3 separate regions of the Homo sapiens genome follow, and all the other regions are linked to region 2. Evidence: chromatin loops called from intact Hi-C (ENCODE). Cell type or tissue: Caco-2. All regions are shown on one strand.

Evidence for each region. Peaks named below come from ENCODE experiments on the same cell type or tissue, not always from the same donor. Only the 100,000 strongest peaks of a DNase experiment are listed, where the experiment ranks them.
Region 1: it touches region 2 in a loop (4-fold over the local background); 4 of 110 quality-filtered maps call a loop at or near these places.
Region 3: it touches region 2 in a loop (3-fold over the local background); 3 of 110 quality-filtered maps call a loop at or near these places.

Annotation. Positions count from the first base shown.
Region 1 is chr7:135,925,183-135,933,182 of GRCh38, reverse strand. MTPN (myotrophin) reads left to right here. Exons shown (of 4, transcript NM_145808.4): 4 at 3,171-6,423. The coding sequence ends at 3,257. Among named protein-coding and RNA genes, the nearest start is that of MTPN, 48 kb to the left of the region's middle. In Caco-2, no CTCF peak of the experiment used is centred here; DNase peaks (open chromatin) are centred at 3,232 and 3,682.
Region 2 is chr7:135,874,270-135,882,269 of GRCh38, reverse strand. No RefSeq gene overlaps it. Among named protein-coding and RNA genes, the nearest start is that of MTPN, 99 kb to the left of the region's middle. RefSeq lists a silencer at 4,236-4,285. In Caco-2, no CTCF peak of the experiment used is centred here; a DNase peak (open chromatin) is centred at 4,239.
Region 3 is chr7:136,005,247-136,013,246 of GRCh38, reverse strand. It overlaps a transcript of LOC105375523 not described here. Among named protein-coding and RNA genes, the nearest start is that of MTPN, 32 kb to the right of the region's middle. In Caco-2, a CTCF peak has its summit at 3,583 (motif pointing right); no DNase peak of the experiment used is centred here; H3K27me3 peaks cover 115 bases.

The DNA of each region.
Region 1 (8,000 bases), 51 kb before region 2:
CAAGGAAGGGATAGGGCCAAATATACTTAAATTCTTCAGTTACTTCAAAACTGGTTCATCTTTTTTTTTTTTTTTTTTTTTTTTGAGGCTGAGTGAGTCTTGCTCAGTTGCCCAAGCTGGAGTGCAGCATCACGATCTCATCTCAGCTCACTGCAACCTCCGCCTCCTGGGTTCAAGTGATTCTCATGCCTTAGCCTCCGAAGTAGCTAGGATTACAGGCGTGTGCCATCACATGAGGCTAATTTTTATGTTTTTAGTAGAGATGGGGTTTTGCCATGTTGGCCGGGCTGGTCTCTAACTCCTGGCCTCAGGTGATCCACCTGCCTAGGCCTCCCAGAGTGCTGGGATTACAGCTGTGAGCCACTGCGCCTGGCCCTAAATTTATTCTTCAGTATTGTATCCCTTTTGATGGTATTACAAATGAAATTTTTAAATTACATGTTTGAATTGTGAACCTTTTATCATTATGAAATGTCCCTCTTTGTCTCTAGTAATTTTTTTTATCTTAAGGCTTCTTTTGTCTGATATAAATATAGTCACTCTACTTCTAATTACTCAACTATTTTTAAAGAAGTATATATGTATATATATTTAGAATAGAAGAGTAGAAGGAAACACTAAGATGTTAACATTAGTTGTATCTAATGTATAGAATTACGAGTTTTCTGCGATAAGTTTGCATCATAATTAGGAAAAAGGTGACATATACATTTTAAAAATATTTTATCTAAATACTTCTGGTTGCAAATAGCAGAGATAGTCAACAAGCAGAAAAGGAATTTTTGAAAAGATGACTGGCCTAGTTGCAGAATCAACAGGAAAAGCTGGGCACCAGGTTGAGAAGAGATTGAGCTGTGGCAACTGCAGGGCTCTGGGTAGCAGGAACTTGTCAGCTTTTTCATCGAGGTGGTGCCCCAGAAATGAGTTCTAACTTCTTATATTCTCTTTTGATCTCTTCAATCAGGATTCAAAATCTAGGAGAGAGTATTCCGCTTTCAAATCTTTGAAATTTGGTGAGGAAAATAAGCATCTCGGTTTTATAATCCCAGGACTATAGAGGACCCTGGGAATGGTTAAGGGGAACAGAAATACAGTTACAATGAATATGATCTAGTATTTGGTAGCACAACAGGGCTACAGTAAATTGTTAACTGTTGTGAACAACTTACTGTTCACATTTGTTAACAATTTACTGTGTAATTTAAAATAAGTAAAAGAGCAGAATTAGAATGTTCTAACACAAAGAAATGATAAGGGCCCTGATTTGATCATTACATATTGTATGCCTGTATCAAAACATCACATACCCCATCTATATATATAACTGTTATGTACCCATAATAATTAAGAATTAAAATTTTAAAAAGCAAGAGGGGACAAATGATTCCCCAAGATGAAATTAGGGTGCTGCCATCAAATGGAGGGAAATAAACTCTGAGAGCTAAAAAGCAACAGAAGTTCACTATAATATGTAACTGTTAATGCAGAATTATAGTTGATAATGCTAGTCATAAAAGTAGCCATCAAAATGAATAAGAAATAACTTTTTTGAATACAGTTATCCCTTAACCATTGTGGCGGGACTCACAGCACTGAAGTTCTCACGCACTGACGTCTCTCCCACTTGACCCTGAATTCCATGTCTTCCATGAAGCAGTTAAATTCATTTAGAAAATGAGGAAATAGAGACTTTTATAATAATACTGAGGAGGACTTTGTGATCATTTAACACTTCCTAAAATGTCATCTCCTCCCTGGTTTACCTAATCAGCCTGTACTTCCTTGTCAAGACTCAGCTCAGGCATTTTACCTCATCCCGGAAGACTTTCTCCCTTAAAACGCCCTCCTGCCACATCCTGTTCTGATTATGGGCCACTCATCCCTGTTACTGTTCTCTTCCCATAGTGTTGTGTTGGCTGAGTTGTCTGACTCTCATACCAGCCAGACTGGCAGACTCTTGTCTTATTTTTCTTTGATTCTCCAGTCCTTTACACAGTATGCGCATATTAAACATTCAGTAAATATTTGTTGAGTGAATGGGTGGATTTGCCAGAGAAGAGGATAAGGCATCCCATCTAGAGCCCGCATGGATAAAGGCATGAAACACAGCAGGAACTGGTGAGAAATTCTGTAGGATTAGAGCATGGAGCGGTTAACTGGAGAAGAGACTGGTAAAGCTGACCAGCGTTAGCCTCTAAAGGACCATATGTGCCAAGTTTAAACAATTCTGTAGGTGTCAGGAACAAGCAGAAGAATGTGTGAGATTTGGCAAGGGGAGTGGGTCAGGACTCTAGAGAATGTGTGGTGAATAAATACTGGCTGGAGCTAGAGCTGGTAAACAGAACCCTCAGATGGTAGGATGTTGTCTCTGGGAGTTAAGAATCAGACCTGGTTTGGGAGCAGATTAACCTACCATGCACCTAGGCACTTTTCCAAGTGCTGGAGTACAGTGGTGAATTACTGCTCCCATGGAGCTTTCATCCAGAAAGGGTAGACAGATGAAACAACATACAGGCACAAAAGGGCACATACACACTCTCAAAACCAGAATGCCGCGTTGCAGATAAAATGTTCCAAGGCAGCACTCTCCAAGTTAAGCGTTCAGAGCAGTCTGGTGTCTGCACTGAATATTTCCCTACAATATCGCAGGGAACCTTCTTATAGTCCGCATCTCAGGCATTTACTGCGAAGTTTTTACAAGTAAAATGACGAATACAGTATTTGTTCTTGATGTATATAATACTGAATGCACTCTACAAAAAGTGTTTCAAATAAGAAAAAAATAATTTGTCACAGGAATACTTTAGCAAAGTGATTTACTTTTTCCCCGTTTCATACTGCACATAGGGATATTATTTTTAAAGCCTAATTAGATAAATATATCTAACTTGCTCAACGTGCTCTTCCTAATCATCTCATCCATGATAGTATAAATAAAAGCCAGTGATTGCCTGGGTTACAATTCTTAGTGCCTGAAAAATAATGTGGCATTTTTATAATTAATCCATAATGTTGCCAACTTGTTTGTTTTTCTGCAGTAGAATAGACTCCACTAGTAAAGGAATTTTTAATTCTTGATGTAAACATTAACCTGTGCCATGTGAGCTAGTCTTACATTCCCTTCCCCCAGTTGTGGGCTCATTTAATGAGCCCTTTCCTCTCTTTTCCAGGGTGCTGATAAGACTGTGAAAGGCCCAGATGGACTGACCGCCTTTGAAGCCACTGACAACCAGGCAATCAAAGCTCTTCTCCAGTGATGGATGGATGGACTGATAACTCCGGAAGAATGACTCTCCTGTGGCCTCACACTGCTGCCTGTCTGTCTGTCACTCTCTATCTGCCAGCTTCTTCAGCTAAATACTTTAAGAGGGGTGAGGGGAGAGAGAAATTCATAACAAATCCGACTACCAGAAAAAAAAAATTGTTTTGGAGGAGGGGCAAAAGGAACCATGATCAGGCTTTTACTGGGATTCCTGATCAAGTAAGCCTCTTCCCTTTCTAATAAAATATACACCTTATACCCAAGGGAGAGCAAAGACAAAATACACCAGTAACATTTGACCTTTTCAGCTCCCTAGCTAATTTATTAGATTGTGTTGAAGGTCTGATTCTACAAAGGCCAACTCTACATATTTGGTAGCCCTAACTGTCTGAGCAGTAGTGGCTGCTGTGATGTAAACTTAGGGTGCTGAGATAAGCAATTAGCTCTAGCCTTCTGCCTTAAGAATGCACTCTACTGGGGATTTCCTGGCATAGTTAAGAGCGCTGCCTATAAGGTTGGTGACCAAATCTTTCCTCGGTGACTTTAAGCTTTATGTGAAAGCTTAGTTAAGGTGAGGAGGGGCACACTCCTAAATTGCTGGATGACTGAACTTTGGATTTTCTCTCCCCTTTCACATGGATTTCATGTCTCTTTAGATAAAACTGACTAGTTTTATTTATAAAATCTTAAGTTTTGGAAGTCTAAAGGAGAAACCATTCCAGTATGCATATTTTTTTCTCCTCTAGATTCATACATTTATATAGCATTGAAACACTTTCAAACTCCTGCTGGTAGTAAAAGGGGATTTAAAAATAGAATCATAGCCATAAGCCTGTTAGTATCATATGAAGAGAGAACAGTTATCTTAGTACCTATGGATTTTCTTTATTTGCTGTTTGAATGGATTGACCTTGGTTATGTGTTGAGAATTAAGGAACATTCTTTGAAATGCCTCTCTCAGACCCATCTTGGAGGCTGATTACTTACTGCACCAAAGCTATCACTGGGGTGAGATTTACTGTTTGGACAAATTTAGCCCCATCCCTTCAAAAATACACTTGTAACCAGGTTTCCCAGAGTTGTTGATAGGCTTCTGCTGAACATATGCCAACCCACCTGCATAATATATTTTTGTTGCTTTTATAAATCATGCATTACATAAAGTGTGACAACTTCAAAATGTATTCTCTGTTCTTGGAATACAGTGCCCTAAAATGGTGTTCTTATGACCTGCAGAAAATATTTACACATATTTCCAAATATTTATTTCATGAGCAGTACAGCTAATTAAAATATATAAGCTTAAATTTTATATCTTACATTTAAAATATTAAGATTCCTTTGACTTGCCATCCATATAAGCTTGCTAAAAATATTAAGACCAAGTCATGCAATAATTGAATGTACCTCAAATTTTTAGGGGAGGGTGGGTTAGGGACTGATACTCAGATTGTGGATAATAATTGAATTGGTTTTTAAAGGCAACATAGCATTCTACAGCAGGGTTAATCTATTATCAAGAACAGTCACCCTGGTTAATAACAAGTTTTACTGATCAGTTGCTGGTTGGTTGGTTGGTTGGCATGTGGGTGTGTGGGTGTATAGGTGTGTGTGGGTGTGTGTGTGTATTTTTCCCCATGAGTCCTTTTTTTAATCCTGTGGCTTTTTCACTTACAACTAGCCTAACCCTGTAATTTTCCTACATCCAAGAAAACAATCACAAAGTAGTGGTTTAAATACTTTGTTGTATTTGGCTAATTTTGCTGTCTTAATGCAGCCTATTAAGAGTTGGGTTAAAAATCAGTAATCAGTACTTTATTACATCACTGAACTAAAATATGGAGACATCCTCATTGAAAATGGAGGGCACTCTATCAGTCTATAACTATCAACGTAGTGCAACAGGGTGTTTTGATACCTTTGTTTTCACCTCTTGACATAATGCTATTTAAAGGCTTGAATTTTTCCCTTTATATAATTTTCACCTTTACTTTCAAAGTGTTTTGTTGTAGTTGGCTATTGCAGAGAGTGCATTGTCCTATCATTCCTAAACCTGGTCTGCTTTCTACATTCATGGTATGGAAACCATGTGATTCTTTGTACAGTTTATCCTGATGTTGCTTGTAATGCAGTAGAGGCTATTTCGCCTTCGCTTTTCTTTCTCGACCTTTTTGTAAACCCTATAATTATGAAGCGATTGCTTGAGAAAATAACATATAAACATAGAATAGAATAGACTGACCAAGATGGTTCACAGTTTCTTTTTTTAACTAGGTTATTTATAATGTATTTCTGAACCACTTGGCAGACAAATTCACAACACTTAATGTTCATATTTTGAGTAAAGGAAGCTAAAACCATGTTTGCTTTCTGGTACTACATGCATTAGCGAAAGGTTAAGTAAGTTTTGTTCTCCACTGAAGTAATACTTAACATCTCAGAAAAAATTTTGCATGTTCTGTAGTTTTGTATTAAATCAGTCATTTCATATGCACTATATCAAGTACAAACAGGTAGTTTACCTGTTTATAGTAGTGTACTAACAAAGTCTCCCTTGCAGCTTCAGACTGTTATCTATAGGCTTATCGTTCAAATACAGCACTTGAATATCCCAAGTAGTTCTTCTACGCATAGCTCACCTTTCTAAACCCAGTTAAGCATGGAAGAGAGGTAGTAGGTAGGTGCAGTGTGTGGAAGCTGCAAACAAGTAGGCCTTTTATTCATTGATATCTTTTCCCAAGTACTGGATTTTAAATCTGTATGTATCTGTTTGATTTTTTTTTCTAATATTTCAGTTGAGCTGCTGTTTTCTTCCATGCAATATTGTATACTCAATTGTGTATAGAAGAAGCTGGTGAGAGTGCCCTCCTACATAAATAAGCAATTGCAGTGTTTTGCATGCAAAATATAAAAAATTTAAATTGTCCTGATTCTATTTTGTAAATGGAGAAACAATCATATCTTTCTAAGCGGTAATGGAGGAAGACTAGTGCTTTGTGCATTTTGATATATTTGAGTTCATTTTTTCCACAATGTCATACTTTTGACGCAGTTGGGTTTCTCATAAGTATCCTAGTTCATGTACATCCGAATGCTAAATAATACTGTGTTTTAAGTTTTGTGTTGCAAGAACAAATGGAATAAACTTGAATTGTGCTACAGCTAATGTGTCAGCAGCATTTTTCTCAGTTATTATCACCTTCCTTTTGTAGTCATCTCTACAACTATACCAGAAGCTTGATTGACTCAAACATTTAGTTAATCTTATCCCACTTCTAGAAAAAAATGAGTGGAGGGAAAATAAAACATAAAGATTTAATTGAAATAAACCTTACCAGTCTTTGAAAGGATTTGCTTTTGTGTCAGTCTCCTGACATTGTTTTACTGTAACTTCAGTAACGCTCCTGGTTGACGGGGAGCAGGGTGTAGCCAGCACATCCCAGATCGTCAGGATCTTCAGGGGGCTTGAAGAAAATGGAGTCGTGGTTAAACCTCTGATCCTTTCATTGCTCATCTAAGTTGCTCCACATTTCTTGGAGATCTGCATTTCCCAAACTCAACTACGAGCACTTTTTTAGAGTGTAATTTTCAGGATGAGTGATCACTTTGAACCTTAAAACTGAACAAAATTAAATACAAAATCAGTTTGATTGTGTTGTAATCTTGTTAGCACCAGAAGACTATTGCAGTTTACTTTTAGTGATAGAAAAAAAATATATATGTGCAGATACTAAGTTACAGCAAAAGCTGTATTTTAGAACTTTCACATTGTTGACTGAAGTATAAATGGGGACCATGTACGGCTTTAGGTGGAAGTGATTACAGAAATTTTTTTAAGTTCTCATTTTAAGAATTGGAATCTAGGACCGGCGCAGTGGCTCACGCCTGTAATCCCAGCACTTTGGGAGGCTGAGGCAAGGAAGATCACTTGAGCCCAGGAGTTCGAGACCAACCTGGGCAACAGAGGGAGACTGAGTCTCTACAAAAAATTAAAAAACAATTAGCTGGGTATGGTGGCAAGTGCCTGTAGACCCAGCTACTTGGGAGGCTGAGGTGGGAGGATTGCTTGAGACTGAGAGGTTTGAGGCTACAGTGAGTGAGCTGTGTTTGTGCCACTGCACTCCAGTCTAGGCGACAAAGCGAGACCCACTCTGAAAAAAAGAATTGGGGTCTGTAAAGAAAGTTTAAATCTGGTTAAATACATTTTAAAGGGAATAGAGTCCCCTTATATAATGATTGAAGAACAGACCAGCATATGTGGATGGAAGGCACACACCTGGTGGAAAGAAGGAGCTTAGAGGGAAATTAGTTTGCCATTAGAGAATAGCTGTCATAGGACTTTTCATGCAGCACAGTATACCAGACCACCATAAGATTTTTTTTTTTCTCTTTCTGTAGCATCAGTGATTCTCAAAATGTGGTCTCTACACCAACAGCATTGCCATAACCTGGAAGCTTGATAAAAATGCAAGCTTTTGGACGCTAGCCAAGACCTACTGAATCAAACTCGGGCTGGACCCAACAGTCTATGTTGTAACAAGCCCTCTAGGTGATTCTGATGCGTGCTGAAGTTTGAGGACCATTGAATAAGACCATAAGAGCAAGAAACAGTCAAATAGCCTATAAATAGATGCCATCAGGCATGACTTCCTAAAGAGAAAGTAAATGGAAGCCTTTAACATGTGAAATGTAGCAAAACTGGCCAAGTTTTGAAGCTCCAGATGTCCAGGAAAATCTT
Region 2 (8,000 bases):
GACTTTTTAATAATAGCCATTCTGACCAGCATGGGATGGTATCTCATTGTGGTTTTGATTTGCATTTCTTTGATGATTAGTGATGATGAGCATTTTTTATATATTTGTTGACAGCTTGTATGTCTTCTTTTGAGAAGTAACTGTTCATGTCCTTCGTCCATTTTTTAATGGGATTATTTGGTGTTCGCTTGTTGATTTGTTTATGCTCCCTATAGATTCTGGATATTAGGCCTTTGTTGGATGCATAGTTTGTGAATATTTTCTCCCATTCTGTAAGTTGTCTGTTTACTCTGTTGATGGTTTCTTTTGCTGTGCAGAAAGAAGCTTTTTACTTTAATTAGGTCCCACTTGTATTTTTGTTTTTGTTGCAATTGCATTGGGGGACTTAGCCAAAAATTCTTTGCCAAGGCCAATGTCAAGAAGAATATTTCCTAGGTTGTCCTCCAGGATTTCTATAATTTGAGTCTTACATTTTGAGGGTTTTGTCTTTGTTTTTGTTGTTGTTTTTAAAAAGGGCTCTCGCTATGTTGCCCTAGATGGTCTCAAACTCCTGGGCTCAAGCAGTCCTCCCACCTCAGTCTCCCAAATTGCTGGGATTACAGGTGTAAGCCACCAAGCCGGGCCTGAGTTAATTTTTGTATATGGTGAAAGACAGGGTTCCAGCCTTAATCTTCTGCATATGGCTAGCCAGTTATTCCAGCACCATTTATTGAAAAGGGAGTCCTTTGACCATTCCTTGTTTTTGCTGGCCTTGTCAAAGATTAGATGGTCATAGGTATGGCTTTATTTCTGAGTTTTCTATTCTGTTCCATTGGCCTATGTGTTTTTGTAACAGTACAAAGCTGTTTTGGGTACTGTGGCTTTAGGGTATTCTTTGAAGTTAGGTAGTGTGATGCCTCTGGCTTTGTTTTTTTAGCTTAGGATTGCTTTGGCTATTTGGGCTCTTTTTTGGTTCCATATGAATTTTAGAATAGTTTTTTCTAATTCTGTGAGAAATCACATTGATAGTTTGATAGGAGTAGCATTGAATCTGAAAATTGTTTTGGGCAATGTGGCCATTCTTATGATATTGATTCTTTCAATCCATGAGCAAGGAATATTTTTTCCATTTATTTGTGTCATCTCTGATTTCTTTTAGCAGACAAAGCTTTCAGTAAGATGCAACATTCCCTCATGACAAAAAAAAACCTCAACAGGCAAGGCATTGAAGGAACGTACCTCAAAATCGTAAGAGCCATCTATGACAAACCCACAGCCAACATCATACTGAATGGGCAAAAGCTCAAACCATTCCCTTTGAGAACTGGAAGAAGACAAGGATGCCCAGTCTCACCACTCCTATCCAACATAGTACTAGAAGTCCTAGCCAGAGCAATCAGGCAAGAGAAAGAAATAAAAGGCATCCAAATAGGAAAAGAAGTCAAACTATCTTTGCTCATGATATGATTCTATACCTAGAAAATCCTAAAGACTGCCAAAGGGCTCATCGAATTGATAAACAACTTTAATAAAATCTCAAGATACAAAATCAATTTAAAAGATCAGCATTTCTACACACCAGCAATATCCAGGCTGAGAGTGAAATCAAGAACACAATCCCACTTACAATAGCCACAAAGAAAATGAAGTGCCTGGGAATACGGCTAAACAAGGAGGTGAAAGGTCTCTACAAGAAGAAATACAAAACACTGCTGAATAAGATGTCTTATACATAGGTCCTTTTAAAAATACGTTTAATCAGTTTGATTACTAAATGTACTTCCATTTAAAAGCACTACTGAATGCCAAGTACTATGGACTGAATATTTGTGTCCTCCCAAAATTCCTATGTTGTAGGCCTAACCCCTAGAGTGATGGTATTGGAGATGGGGCCTTTGGAAAGTAATTAGGGTTAGATGATGCCACGAGGGCAGGGCCTTGGTCTGATGAGATTAGCACCCTTCTAAGAGGAGACACTGTGTGTTCACTCCTTCGCCCAAAGCCCTCTCTCTTCTCTCTCTCTCTCTGTACCTCTGTATGCACACAAAGAGGAGAAGTCATCATGTGAAGACACAATGAGATCATTGCCACCTACAACCCAGGAAGAAGGCCTCCACCTGAACCCAACCATGCTGACACCCTGATCTCAGACTTCCAGCCCACAAAACTCTGAGAAATAAATCCCTGTTGTTTAAGTCATGCAACCTATGGTATTTTGTTATGGCAGTATTATTTACAGTCCTCAGGGACAGCAGAAAAGTGGGAATTTTAAAGTTGTGATTTATCTACATATTTGATTTTATATACTTGCTGTACTATCATTTATTTGAGTCATTAGCAATTTAGAAAGCTTTGTATAGCATTGTTGTAAATAATGATTTATTGAACACCAATTTTGATTCTGAAAGGAAAGAATTCTAATTTTAAAATATAAAGAAAGAAGAAAGGAACACAATTGGATATACAGAGCTTATAAAATACAGCTCATAAAACTGCTGGTCTTTAAGTTTCTGGGATGTGAGAGAGTCAAAAGTGTATATCAAGTACTACTTTCTCTCATTTCTTGTTAGTTTATAGAAAATGTAATTCCTAAAGCTCTACTAGAACAGGTAAGATTAAGTCAAACTTGCCTAAGATCCAAATATCCTTGAATACCTTCTATAAATCTTCCAGAATAGTTTTCTTTGGAAGAGAGGGATTATCTAGGTCAGAAAAATTAATTTAATCCTCAAAAAATTTAAATGTATTCCATCACCTAAACAGCATATCTGGATTTGGCAAAATGCCTCCTTATCTTGCTAGGGATTCAGTCCATAGAGACAAAATAAAAAATGATTCATACCCATAAGCATTCAGGAGCTGCAGAGAGCTACCACCACAGTAAATCAGTGAAATGTCTATTTCCCACAGCTGGAATGTTATGTCAATGTGAGAAATAAAGCCTTGGCCCCTGGAAATCACTTATTTCTTCTCATCTGAATAATACCAGCTCTGTCCAGGGCTCAGCTTTGTACCTGCCTGGGGAATATGATGCAAATCCCTGGGAGGAAATTTTCCCCACTCCAAGAATCATCTCCAGCCACAGAATGATCCCTGGGGTTTCACTCTTGGAGAGCCTTGGTGATCTGGGCTGGAAGAGATGGAAAGGAGAACAGGTCTGGTCACTCATATGGGCTGGAATCTCCTTGAGAGCTGCCCCCTGACAGCCCATGGCATCTTTGGGCAGCTCTGACTCAAACATTGCCATCTTCATACTGGGCAAAAAAAGTCCCTGTACTTTTCACCCATTGTTCCTATTTCTTCCTCTTGGCACCATGCTATTGAAGAGGTCTTCCCCTTTCCTAAAAGGCATTCCACTTGAGAGTGGAAGGTAGACCTCCCTCTGCTCTTCACTCTTCCCTGAACCAAATGTATCCCATTATGTCTAGGTGCCTCTTAAAGAGAGAAGCCCAGAACTACATGTAAAGACCCCAGGAAGCCTGATCCCCATGGAGTCAGATTGGGATTTACACCTCCTCCTTGGTATGTGTTCATATTAATGAAGCCTGAAATTATACAGCTTCTTAAGGCAGTCACATTGTACCATTAATTCTTTTTACAATTTGCATAGAATAACCTAACCCAATTAAATGTATGATTACATTAAGAAGCAATTCCTTTAGCGTGCAAAGGCCCCTAGAAGAGTTTGCACATAACCTTATAGAGAGAAGCCTGCTTCTGAATTGATTTCTCAAACCTATTTTCCCCTGTCAGCCTTCTGACAGTCAGGTACCAAGACAGCACTTGATCTGCGGGAAGAAGAGGTAGATTTTGTGAGAAATGGGGAAGTCAGGTCTATGGGATACCACACAGGACAGAATGAAGGGAAGGAAAGAAACGACACAAAAATAGGAGGTGGGATGGTGTCAAAGGAAAGCTTTTCTATAGCTTTTCCAGGGTTTAAAATTGCCTGAGCCAGCAAATCCACTCTTTACCCTTTTCCTTGCAGTGAATTTTCTAAGAGCAGAAACGCAGTCACGCAGTCAGCCTTCTCAGATGGAAAAGGGATTGTTCCCATTGGTGTGTTCAGCAACTTCAAATTTCACCCCCTATTCTGGCAGGTTCTAAGCCACTCTATTGTCCCTTTAAGGCTTTTAAAAATGATCTTTACTTTTCCCCTAATCAACCTAGTCATAAACAGCTGCATGACTCCTTAGCCAAGCAATTAATCATGGCAGGGATGGGCATGGCGGGGAGGATGGACAAACCAGAAAAACTGCCTAAGTAGCCTGAACAGCAGCTGTTGCATCACAGACTCCCAGCATTACAGAGTTAGAAGAACATCTGAGTCGCCAAACCACTGACTTTGCATGTTTTTCACGGAACACTAGAAAGACAAGGTGCAGTGAGGTGGGGCGACTTTGCTAGAGTCTGGCAACTAGCTGAATAATCAGAGAAAGGAGGGAAGGAAACGAATATATTCTGAGCACCTCCAGGCACAGGCTGGGTGCTTTCCATGTATTTAACTCTCACACTAACCTTGTGAATATGCATTGTAGTATTCTTTGTATAGGTGTGCTCACAAAAGTTAAGCCCACAGACCTTGTCCAAGGTCACACAGTTAATGGGTACATGAATGAGATTTGAACCACCTCAAAGCCCATCATATTTCAATCTTACTACACAGCCCCCTTAAAGCCACGAGAAATGCATCTGCAGTCATTTGTTCCATTTGCTTCTTGGTTTGTTAAACTTTAACGCCACACGCTGAAACCCACAGATGCAACTATATAATCCTATAGCAATGAGAAATATAAAGAGGCAATGTTAGGAAAAGTCTCCATATCAACAATGTTATAGAGCCTGCAAATAAGTTTGCCTCTCCAAGCTAAACAGTCACCATGGAGTGAGCAGCAAGAGAAAACCAAGAGTTCCATATCATGTCTAGGAGCATCTTTTAACACGTTTGCAAACAAATATATCACTGTGGGTTTGTTGCCCAACTTACATCTCATTTCTGTGCACAGAAAAGATGCAACTTAGCCATGTTTGCTTGGCCAGGTGAAGCCTGGAGGTGTAGGTCACATGGGTGGAAAAACACAAAGAGCCAGAGTGAGCTAAGTTTGGAGAGACGCTGGTATCAGTAGACTAGGGGGTGTTTCATCCCCCAGTGAAAACATGGCTGACAGCCCTCCCCAAGGACAGTCTGGAAAGCACAGGTCAGTAGAGAAGCCTCAGGCGAATTAGTAACTATGAAGCAGTAACCAGTTGATTCTAAATACTTATCCCTACAAGGAAAAAAAAAAAAGCAATTTAGTCAGGCCTTTGACACTTACCGATTTCTAGGGCAAATTTAATGGTACATCTGTCTCCTTGTGATTCTTCCTTACTGAAAAACACTAGGATCTCAAACAGTATGCTCACACTATGATATACCCCCTAGCTCACCTGACAATAGACAAACTATGCAAGAAGAAAAAAACTAGAAATCATAGATTCAAAAATAAGATAAATGTCTCTATGGAGCTGTTGCAATGCAAAGTGATCAGGGCTGAGGACAGAAGATACAGGCTACGAAGCCCAAAAGCAGGAGGGGTGGCAAATGGCTCCGTCTCTCAAAGGAAGGTGTCTCAGTCTCCTTGGGCTGCTGTAACAAAATACCATATAGGTAGCTTAAACATGTATCTCTTCACAGCTATGAAGACTGAAAGTCCCAGATCAAGTCTGGCAGGGGTCAGTGTCTGGTAAGGGCTCTTCCTCTGGCTTGCACACAGCCGCCTTCTGTACCATGTCATCACATGGCCTTTCCTATGCACTCATGCCGGGGTTGAAAGAGAGAACACAAGCTCTCTGCTGTCTCTTTTTATAAGGGCCCCACCATTATGACCTCAATTAATCTTAACTACAAATATAGCCATACTAGGGGTTAGGGCTTCAACATATGAATTTTGGAGGGACACAAACATTCAGCCTATAACAGAAAAAAAATGACCTGTGCTTCACTGTTGGAATCAGGGGCAAGAAGAGGACTTGGGTTCCAGGCTCATGAAAAAAGGCCAAGAAACAAAGGTACCAATCTGCTGCCTGAGATGAAACTAGAGCCTCATGATCAGGAATTAAGCCACTGGTTTGTATCATGCCCAATATTTCCATGGAGTGGGAACCCCAAAATACCATCCTAAGACTTCAACCTGGACTAAGAGCCTGAGAGGTCAGATGAAGGCAGGAGCAAAATCATAAAACTCTAGATATGAAAGCAAAGCGAGCAGAAATAAATACAAACCCTCATTGAAGACGACCCCGTAGGCATCTTAATGAAGATTCTTATTTGTTGCCGCCACTGCTGCTTCCAATCATCTTGAGAAGGGTGATTAGGTAGTGTATTGATTTTCACCCTTATTTTAGAATATGTGCATTTTAATGTTATAATTTATCTTTAAGTCCTTAAACTGCATCCTACAAGTTTTGATCTGTCATATGTTCATTATGATCCAGTTCCATTGTCATTTTCTTTGCTACAGGAATTATTTGTGAGAGTATTTTTGATCTCCAAACATAAGAGATTTTGAGTCTTTTTCTGTTGTCTTTTTTTTTTTTTTTTTTGCTCAATTTATGCTGGATTGCAGAGCATGTTCTATATGATCTCAATCCTTTTAAATATGCTGAGACTTCTTTTAAGGCCCAAGGTAGTCTTAAAAAACAACAGCTCCTATGTTTGAAAACTTAAAATGTACTCTTAAATCAGGCATACGTTGAAGACATAATAATGAAATCATAAAATCTTTTCATATAAACTGCAATGAAAATATTGTATATAAAAACTTCTGAGTGCAGTGTAGGTTGTACTTAGAGAGCAATTCAGAACTTTAAGTACATTCATCAAGATCAAAGCAAATAAGAAAAAGATTGAAAATTAAAAATTAACTCAAAGAGTTAGTAAAAGAATGAGAGAAGAAAGTAAATAAGAACAGAGAATATTAAAATAGAAAATTTCTGAGTGCAGTGTAGGTTGTACTTAGAGAGCAATTTAGAACTTTAAGTACATGCATCCAGATTGAAACAAATAAGAAAAAGATTGAAAATTAAAAATTAAAGAGCAAGTAAAAGAAGGAGAGAAGAAAGTAAATGACAGAGAATATTAAAATAGAGAACAAAGAGACAATTGAGAAGATAAACAATCTAAAAACTGTTCTTTAAAATAAGAAAAATCTCTATCAAAAATGATTTTTAAAAAATTCTGTTTTTTGTAATCCAGCATATAAACAGAACCAAAGACAAAAACCACATGATTATCTCAATAGATGCAGAAAAGGCCTTTGACAAAATTCAACAACCCTTCATGCTAAAAACTCTCAATAAATTAGGGATTGATGGGACGTATCTCAAAATAATAAGAGCTATCTATGACAGACTCACAGCCAATATCATACTGAATGGGCAAAAACTGGAAGCATTCCCTTTGAAAACTGGCACAAGACAGGGATGCCCTCTCTCACCACTCCTATTCAACATAGTGTTGGAAGTTCTGGCCAGGGCAATTAGGCAGGAGAAGGAAATAAAGGGTATTCAACTAGGAAAAGAGGAAGTCAAATTGTCCCTGTTTGCAGACGACATGATTGTATATCTAGAAAACCCCATTGTCTCAGCCCAAAATCTCCTTAAGCTCATAAGCAACTTCAGCAAAGTCTCATGATAGAAAATCAATGTACAAAAATCACAAGCATTCTTACACACCAATAACAGACAAACAGAGAGCCAAATCATGAGTGAACTCTCATTCACAATTGCTTCAAAGAGAATAAAATACCTAGGAATCCAACTTACAAGGGATGTGAAGGACCTCTTCAAGGAGAACTACAAACCAACTTACAAGGGATGTGAAGGACCTCTTCAAGGAGAACTACAAACCACTGCTCAAGGAAATAAAAGAAGATACAAACAAATGGAAGAACATTCCATGCTCATGTGTAGAAAGAATCAATATCATGAAAATGGCCATACTGCCCAAGGTAATTTATAGTTTCAATGCCATCCCCATCAAG
Region 3 (8,000 bases), 130 kb before region 2:
ACTTTCAGTTGAGGCACTTTTCACCATTAGTAATTATGCTTGCGTTTGATGATACCCACACCCATACAGTAATTTTTTAGTTACATTAAATAAACTCAACACTTCCTCGTTCTTATTTTACTGAACACGCTTGGGTCCCCTTCCACACTATGGAAGCTTTGCTCTTTCGCTCTTTGCAATGAATTTTGCTGCTGCTCACTCTTTGGGTCCACACTGCCTTTATGAGCTGTAACACTCACCTTGATGGTCTGCAGCTTCACTCCTGAAGCCAGCGAGACCACGAACCCACCAGGAGGAACGAACAACTCCAGACGCGCCACCTTAAGAGCTGTAACACTCACTGCGAAGGTCTGCAGCTTCACTCCTGAAGCCAGCAAGACCACGAACCCACAAGAAGGAAGAAACTCCGAACATATCCGAACATCAGAAGGAACAAACTCCGGACACCAACGCCTTTAAGAACTGTAACACTCACCGTGAGGGTCCGCGGCTTCATTCTTGAAGTCAGTGAGACCAAGAACCCCCCAATTCCGGACAAATATAAGAGTTAAGAAGAGAAACGCTTTGTTTCCTGTTAAAGATTTTGGGAAACTAACTGGGAAACCTAGCAAAAGCCTCCATAATCACATTAGTTTATTTCCTTTAGAAAAATCAGGTATATTTTTAAAGGATGCATGCATTTCCAGTATATACAATAATCCGTTTACAGTGGCTGATTACGGGGGTGGAGGAGGTAAGTAGTAAAACTGGGATTGGAGGCTGGGCGCAGTGATTCATGCCTGTAATCCCAATACTGTGGGAGGCCAAGGCAGGCGGATCACTTCAGATCAGGCATTCCAGACCAGCCTGGCCAACATGGTGAAACCCATATCTACTAAAAATACAAAAATTGCTGATCATGAGGTCAGGAGATCAAGACCGTCCCAGCTAACACGGTGAAACCCCTTCTCTACTAAACATACAAAAAGTTAGCCGGGCATGGTGGCAGGCGCCTGTAGTCCCAGCTACTTGGGAGGCTGAGACAAGAGAATTGTGTGAACCCACCAGGCGGAGCTTGCAGTGAGCCAAGACCACACCACTGCACTCCAGCCTGGGCAACAGAGAGAGATTCTGTCTCAAAAAATAAATGAAATGAAATAAAATAAAATAAAATACAAAAATTAGCAGGGCATGGGTGCGCATGCCTGTAATCCCAGCTATTCTAGAGGCTGAGTCAGGAGAATCCCTTGAACCTGGGAGGAGGAGGTTGGAGTGAGCCGAGATAGCACCACTGCACTCCAGCCTGGGCAACAGAGCAGGACTACGTCTCTAAATAAATAAATAAAAATGGGATTGGTGACGGTATCAATTTTCTATTGCTGCTATAATAAATTACCACAAATTTATTTGCTTACAGTTCTGGAGGCCAGAGATCCAAAACAAGTGCAAATCATGGTGTTAAATCATGGGCTATGTTCTTTTTGGAGGGTCTAAAGGAAAATTCGTTCTTTGTCGTTTCCTGCTTCTAGATGCCACCAGCAACCCCTGGCTCGTGTTCACCTTCCATCTTCAAAGACGGCAATCGCCTCACTTCTGCTTTTGTCAGCCCATCTTTTATTTAAAAGGACCCTGTGATTACACCTGAGGTTAGTCAGATAATCCAGAATAACCTCCCCATCTCAAAATTCTTAATTTAATCACACCTGCAAAGTCTCTTTTGCCAGATAAGGTAAGATATTCTCTTGTTCCAAGGATTAGGGAGTGGACGTCTTTGGGGCTCAGGGGAGAGTGATTATTCTGCCTACCACAGTGATGAAGGGGAAAAGAATAATATACAGCAAGAAAAGAATGCATTAAGAACCAGAGATAATAGCATGCCTCACCTGAAGTTAAAAATTCCATGTTTCCCCAGAGTGCCGACCAGCAATTCTCAGCATTGGCTGCACCCTGGAGTCACCTGAGAAGCTTTAAAACAGCCCACTATCCAGCCAACTCCCTGGACCAATTAAGTCAGAATCTCTGACTAGGCAGCATCAAGACTTTTTAATGCTTCTCAGGTGATTTCAATATGCAGTCAAGTTTGAAAAGCCCTGGAGTATCCACTTAGTGCTTGCTGAAGGCCTCTGCCTGTGGGTTTTTTTTATTCAAGAGGAAGTGCTCCTAGTTGGTGATGGGGCCTGCAGCTCTCCTGGTTGTCTGACTCCTACTTTGGATGTTTTCAACCCAATACTGCTTCCTCCACTCCATAGGAAAAGTCATTCTACCATTCATTCCCTCCAAGCTCTTCCTTCTCCTTGGTCACACCCATGTCTCCAGGCCATCAGGATCCAGCACACCATCTTACTGAATTCTCACCCCTATCTCATGATGTACACTGCTGCCTAAGACCCTTCTACCACCTTCCCAAACCTGCTTCCAAAGGGTAGTAGCAGTGTTCTGGTTTTCCGGAAAGTCCATTCTCACCTCCTCGACCCTGTCTCCCTTTTGCCCCTCCAGCATCCAGGATACCCAAAACAGGACAGAAGTAAGAAACATACAGATGCCTGCAGACCCCGAGGTAGAAATGAGGACAAGGAATGGAAGACAGAAGACAGGTGCAGAGGGAGCTATAAAAATTGAGCAGTCAGTTACAGACTGAGTGTGTTTGTGTGCATCTGTTAAACTACATGGGTGAAAAGTGGAAATCATTTTCATTATTGAAGAACTCCTAGAAAAGCTAACATTTTGTCCCAACTCTGTAACAAATACTACCAAGTAATTTTCATGAACTACTGATTACTTACCAAATTATTAAGCAGCACAAAGATAATTTTTCTGTCACATGAATGTGTGTGTGTGTGTGTGTGTGTGTATCAATAAACATCAGATTGGCAGGGTACAGTGGCTCACACCTGTAATCCCAGCACTGTGGGACGCCTAGACAGGTGGATCACTTGAGGTCAGGAGTTCAAGACCAGCCTGGCCAACGTGGTGAAACCCTGTCTCTACTAAAAATATAAAAATTAGCTGGGCATGGTGGTGTGTGCCTGTGGTCCCAGCTACTCAGGATGCTGAGGCAGGAGAATCACTGGAACCTGGGAGGTGGAGGTTGCAGTTGACCAAGATTGTGCCACTGCACTCCAGCCTCAGCCACAGAGCAAAAAAAAAAAAAAAAAAAAAAAAAATCAGATTAACTTGTCAGTTTCATTTGAGGTGATGCTTACTGTTGCTTATATTGTTCATATTACATATTCACAATTTGGTACTCAGGCTATAGTCATCTACTAACAACTTACAGAACTAATAGGGAACGTTAATTTAACATATCCATAATAATTTATAATACCAATGTCCAAATGCAGGGTAAGTTATAGGCTTTTAATATCATTCAGAATTTTCAGAGCGTGAGGTTCAGTTTTAAAGTCTGTTGTTTGATTTCCAATATATCCAATTAGTGCCAACTGAGTCCTTTCCTAGTCAGTGATTCTTCACAGAGCTTTTTACAAGATTTTATCCAATAAGGCATGACCTGGTCTAGAAACTAGAGTGATTAATTGAAATATTTTCAGTAAACTGCATGTTGCTATTCATAATGTAATATTCATTCTTCCAGCAGGGGGCTCTCTCACCATTAGAAGTACAGAAGGGGAAAGTTTAGGAAAATTATTTGTTCCTTCATTCATTTACTCGTTCAACAAAATGAGTTCTCACTAATCGCCAGACTTTGTGATATTTTCTAGGAATATAGTAGTGAAGGCTTTGTTCTCATGGAACTTAGAATCTGGTATTTCATTTTTGGCCACCTCCACTATAAATGATCTTTTTTTTTAAGTAAAAGTTGTTGTTCCTAGAACATTCATTTGGGGAGGGGGTGATTTTGGTTGCTGAGAAGGTAAGTGCTTTCGAAAAGGCTTTGAGTACACATTACTTTTGACTCTATTCTCCTTTGTGCTCTGAGAAGTGTACTCCTTCCTACAACTAGAAGAGAAATTGTCTCTGTTCCCTGGATAGCCCCTTCTCAGCTCCAGCCAATGCTGGGTTCCAAAAAGCAGTGACTAATCGAGGGGTAGAAGCTTACTGGACCAACAATTTCAAATTTCTAGACTTAGAATCTATTATTCTAAGAGTGATGAGGGAATTAAAAACAATATGCAAGACGCAGGGACTAAAAACATCATCAAATACAATGGTGGTTCAAGAAGCAATTTAAGAAAAATCAAAATTTTTCGGATCACATGTTTGTTTTCCTTCCAAATGAAAATAACATCATTGTGTCTTATGGGGGAAAAGAAGTCTTAAAACTTAGATCATCCACTTTAATAAACTTTAAAATGTGAATGAAAATGTTGTTTAATAAACCACTAAAACATCGACACCTGGGCACATTCAAGAGGTAAAGCATGATGGCAGCTTCCAGTCTTTCTTCTCTACATTTCAGGTTCGATGCAACTCAAAGGCCAGAGGATGTATGTTATTGATCTAGTGCCCAGCCATTCCATTTTGCAGATTGGACATCTAGAGCCCAGAGGGGATGCAGGACTTGTCCATGTCACACAGTAAGTTCTCAAAACATTTTATATTTTAGGCTCAGTTTTTAAAGATTGTGAAATCATAGCATCTTAGAGTTAAAGTGAATCTTGGGAAGTCAACCAATCCAATCTTCTGCCCAAAGTGAAAGTCACTTCAGTAGCTGAAGGATGAAAGGATGTCATCCAATGCAGTGACAGAGAGCTGACTGCCTTCCACTCCTCAAAGGGACCCATTTCTTTCATAAGAAAATCTCAGCATTATGAAAGTCTTACATCAGGCCCAAAGATAACTTCTCATTGTTTCTAGTTTCGTTGTCTGGATTTATATAAAAAGCTGCACTGTAATTATTTAAGAATAACCATCATAAATGCTGTTCTCTTTTCTAAGTAAAACATCCTCATTTTTTCAGCCATTTTCTAAATGCTATAGTTTCTCTTGACATCCTTAACTACATTTCATCCAGCTCTTAAAATTTGATGCGAAATGTGGTGTTACTACAGATAAATCTGACAAGCATTGAGTGCAGTGGGATGTACAAAGATACAAAGAATGTTCATTCCTCAGAAAACATATTCTACCTAGGGATGAGAAAATAAAGAGTACCCCTGAGCAACTAAAAGACAAACTGTCTCTCATGCCATTTCAACTCATTAAAGACTTTTTCAGTTTAGCCGGTTCTTGAATCTAAACAATAAGTATATATAAAACACACAAACTGAAAAAAAAAAAGACATTTCATCCATATGATAACAATACAAATCAACCCAGAAATTCCAAATGCCACCATCTTCCCACCCCAAGTTCCAGGTACTGGGCTCGGGATTAACTGGGTCCAGATGGATCAATAAATACTTAGAAGTTCAGTGTTCTCTTAAAAATTCGCCCTTGTCATCAAGCATATGTGCTCCGTCTCTAGAGAAATAACAATAAGGGATCTTTGGGTTCAAACGATAGGCCTACCTAGAAATCCACAAGGAGTCAACAATGAATATTGCTTCGATTAATAAACACTATTTGGATGTGTTTATGCAAATCAATGAGTGAAAAATACCCATTGCAATAATTTCCAAACAATGTCCAGTTCCTAAAATTAGTTTTAGCTAGTTAACCATGGTAAAAACTAATCTATTGTCCTCAATCCTGCTGAAACTCTTTATGACACTTCAAGCAGCTCAGTACTCTCTCAAAATAGCCCCAGATTGGAGGCCAGAATGTCAAGATGGGCAGATGCTCAGAGTTTAACATGAGCCTCTAACAACCTATGTGGATCATGCATCCTTTCAGGCAGAAACCAGCCACAGGCTCACCTACTGTCAGTGTATCAGGAGAGAGTTTCACAGGCATACAGGGACCATATTCACTGGGTCAAAATTAGCTAACTTATGGGAACAATGTAATAATATGTTTGAATTAGTACCCTCAGAAAATTTAAAAGTCAGGTTTTAACACGTATGCCAATTTAAACTTGGGCATGTTAAGTTTACTAAGATCCTTAAGGCATAAGTCATTAAAATATTGCATGCATACTCAATTTACTGTCTTTGAAGGCATGGGACATAAAGATGATAGTTCATTGTATACCTAGTGCAATCTACTGAGTGTCTTACATAAACTATTTTATTTTGTGTTTGTAACAAATCTTTTCACATAGGTACTTTACTGATCTGCATTCTTCAGATGAAGAAACTGAGTTTTAGAGAAGTGAATTCACTCACCCAAGGCCACTTAGCTAAGAAGAGATGGCAGAACTGGGATTTGATTCCGGGTCTGCCTCTACAGTTTCTGCTGAACACCACTCTTTACAGAGTGTGCCTCTCACTAAGGAAGAGAGGATCTGGATGATGCTCTGTGTCTTCTACCTGGAAAGAATAAAAACTATCTGGGGTGGAAAGGACTCTTTTCCACTTTTGACAATTCCCTTAAACACCAAACCAAATATAAATACCCACTTTCTTAACATTTATTTTTGAAAATCCTAAAATCTCCTTAAAATCAATATTGAGATCCAAATCCATTAGTTTTCCTGCACAGTGGTGGTTTCATGCAATGAAATTTTACAGAGCTGAAGTCAAAAAACTTCAACCTCACCAGATACTACTGTGCATATGTTATTCTCTGAAACTCTACTCCCTCAACTCTGGGATAAAAATAATATTACCAACTCCCTGAAGCTGTTCTACATATTAAATAAGAATAATATATGTTGTATTAGTCCATTTTTATGCTGCTGATAAAGACATACCCAAGACTGGGTAATTTATAAAGAAAAAGAGGTTTAGTGGACTCACAGTTCCACGAGGGAGGTCTCACAATCATGGCGGCGGGTGGAAGGCATGTCTTACATGGTGGCAGGCAAGAGGGAAATGAGAGAGCATGTGCAGGAAACTCCTCTTTATAAAACCATCAGATCTAGTGAGACCTATTCACTATCAGGAGAACAGCACAAGAAAGACCCCCCCTCATGACTCAATTACCTCCCATGGGGTCCTTCCCACAACACATGGGAATTATGGGAGCCACAATTCAAGATGAGATTTGGGTGAGGACACAGCCAAACCATATCAGATGTGAAAAATATTTTACAAAATTCTCTACAAATATTGTTATTATTATTACCTTTCTATTTCTTTCTTTTTTTTTTTGAGACGGAGTCTTGCTCTGTCGCCCAGGCTGGAGTGCAGTGGCACGATCTCAGCTCACTGCAAGCTCCGCCTCCTGGGTTCACCCGCCATTCTCCTGCTTCAGCCTCCCGAGTAGCTGGGACTACAGGCGCCTGCCACCACGCCTGGCTAATTTTTTTTTATTTTTTTTTATTTTTAGTAGAGACGGGGTTTCATCGTGTTAGCCAGGATGGTCTCGATCTCCTGACCTTGTGATCCACCTGCCTCGGCCTCCCAAAGTGTACCTTTCTATTTATTTCTATAATTTTGTACTTTAGTCATAAAATGTAACAATCTAGAATATTTTCATATTTCTACCTTTATCATGGCTAGGCAATAACAAGGTTTCAATAGAGCAAAAGAATTTCCAAATGTTAATTTTCATAGTTTGCCAAACATACAATAAAAAAATGCTTAAACTATATTGCTCCTGCCATTTTATTTTGCTTGTTTTAACAAGTACAGAGAATATTACATTTAGCTAAGAATGATTTCAGATTAACTTCTCTTACATAAAGCAATCAACTTTTATAATATATATGTGGCAGGTAATAAGCACATAAATGTAATTGCTTTTTAAGAAATATTTGTTTTCAGTGTGGGTTTCAGAGTAAGGTGGAAGACTAAATTATATTATTTTAAATGGCCTCAGTCAGCTAAAACTCTCAGTATCAGTAATAGATTGGGAAATGGAAGCATAGTCATAGAAAAAGGAAAATGAATTTTTAAAAGCATTACACCTCAAACTCGATCATTCTTTCCTATAATGAACACAACAGTCTAGTATTGCAATAAAATTAACAATCACATTTCATAGTATTTCTATATATAGTTACACGTACTCTGTTATTA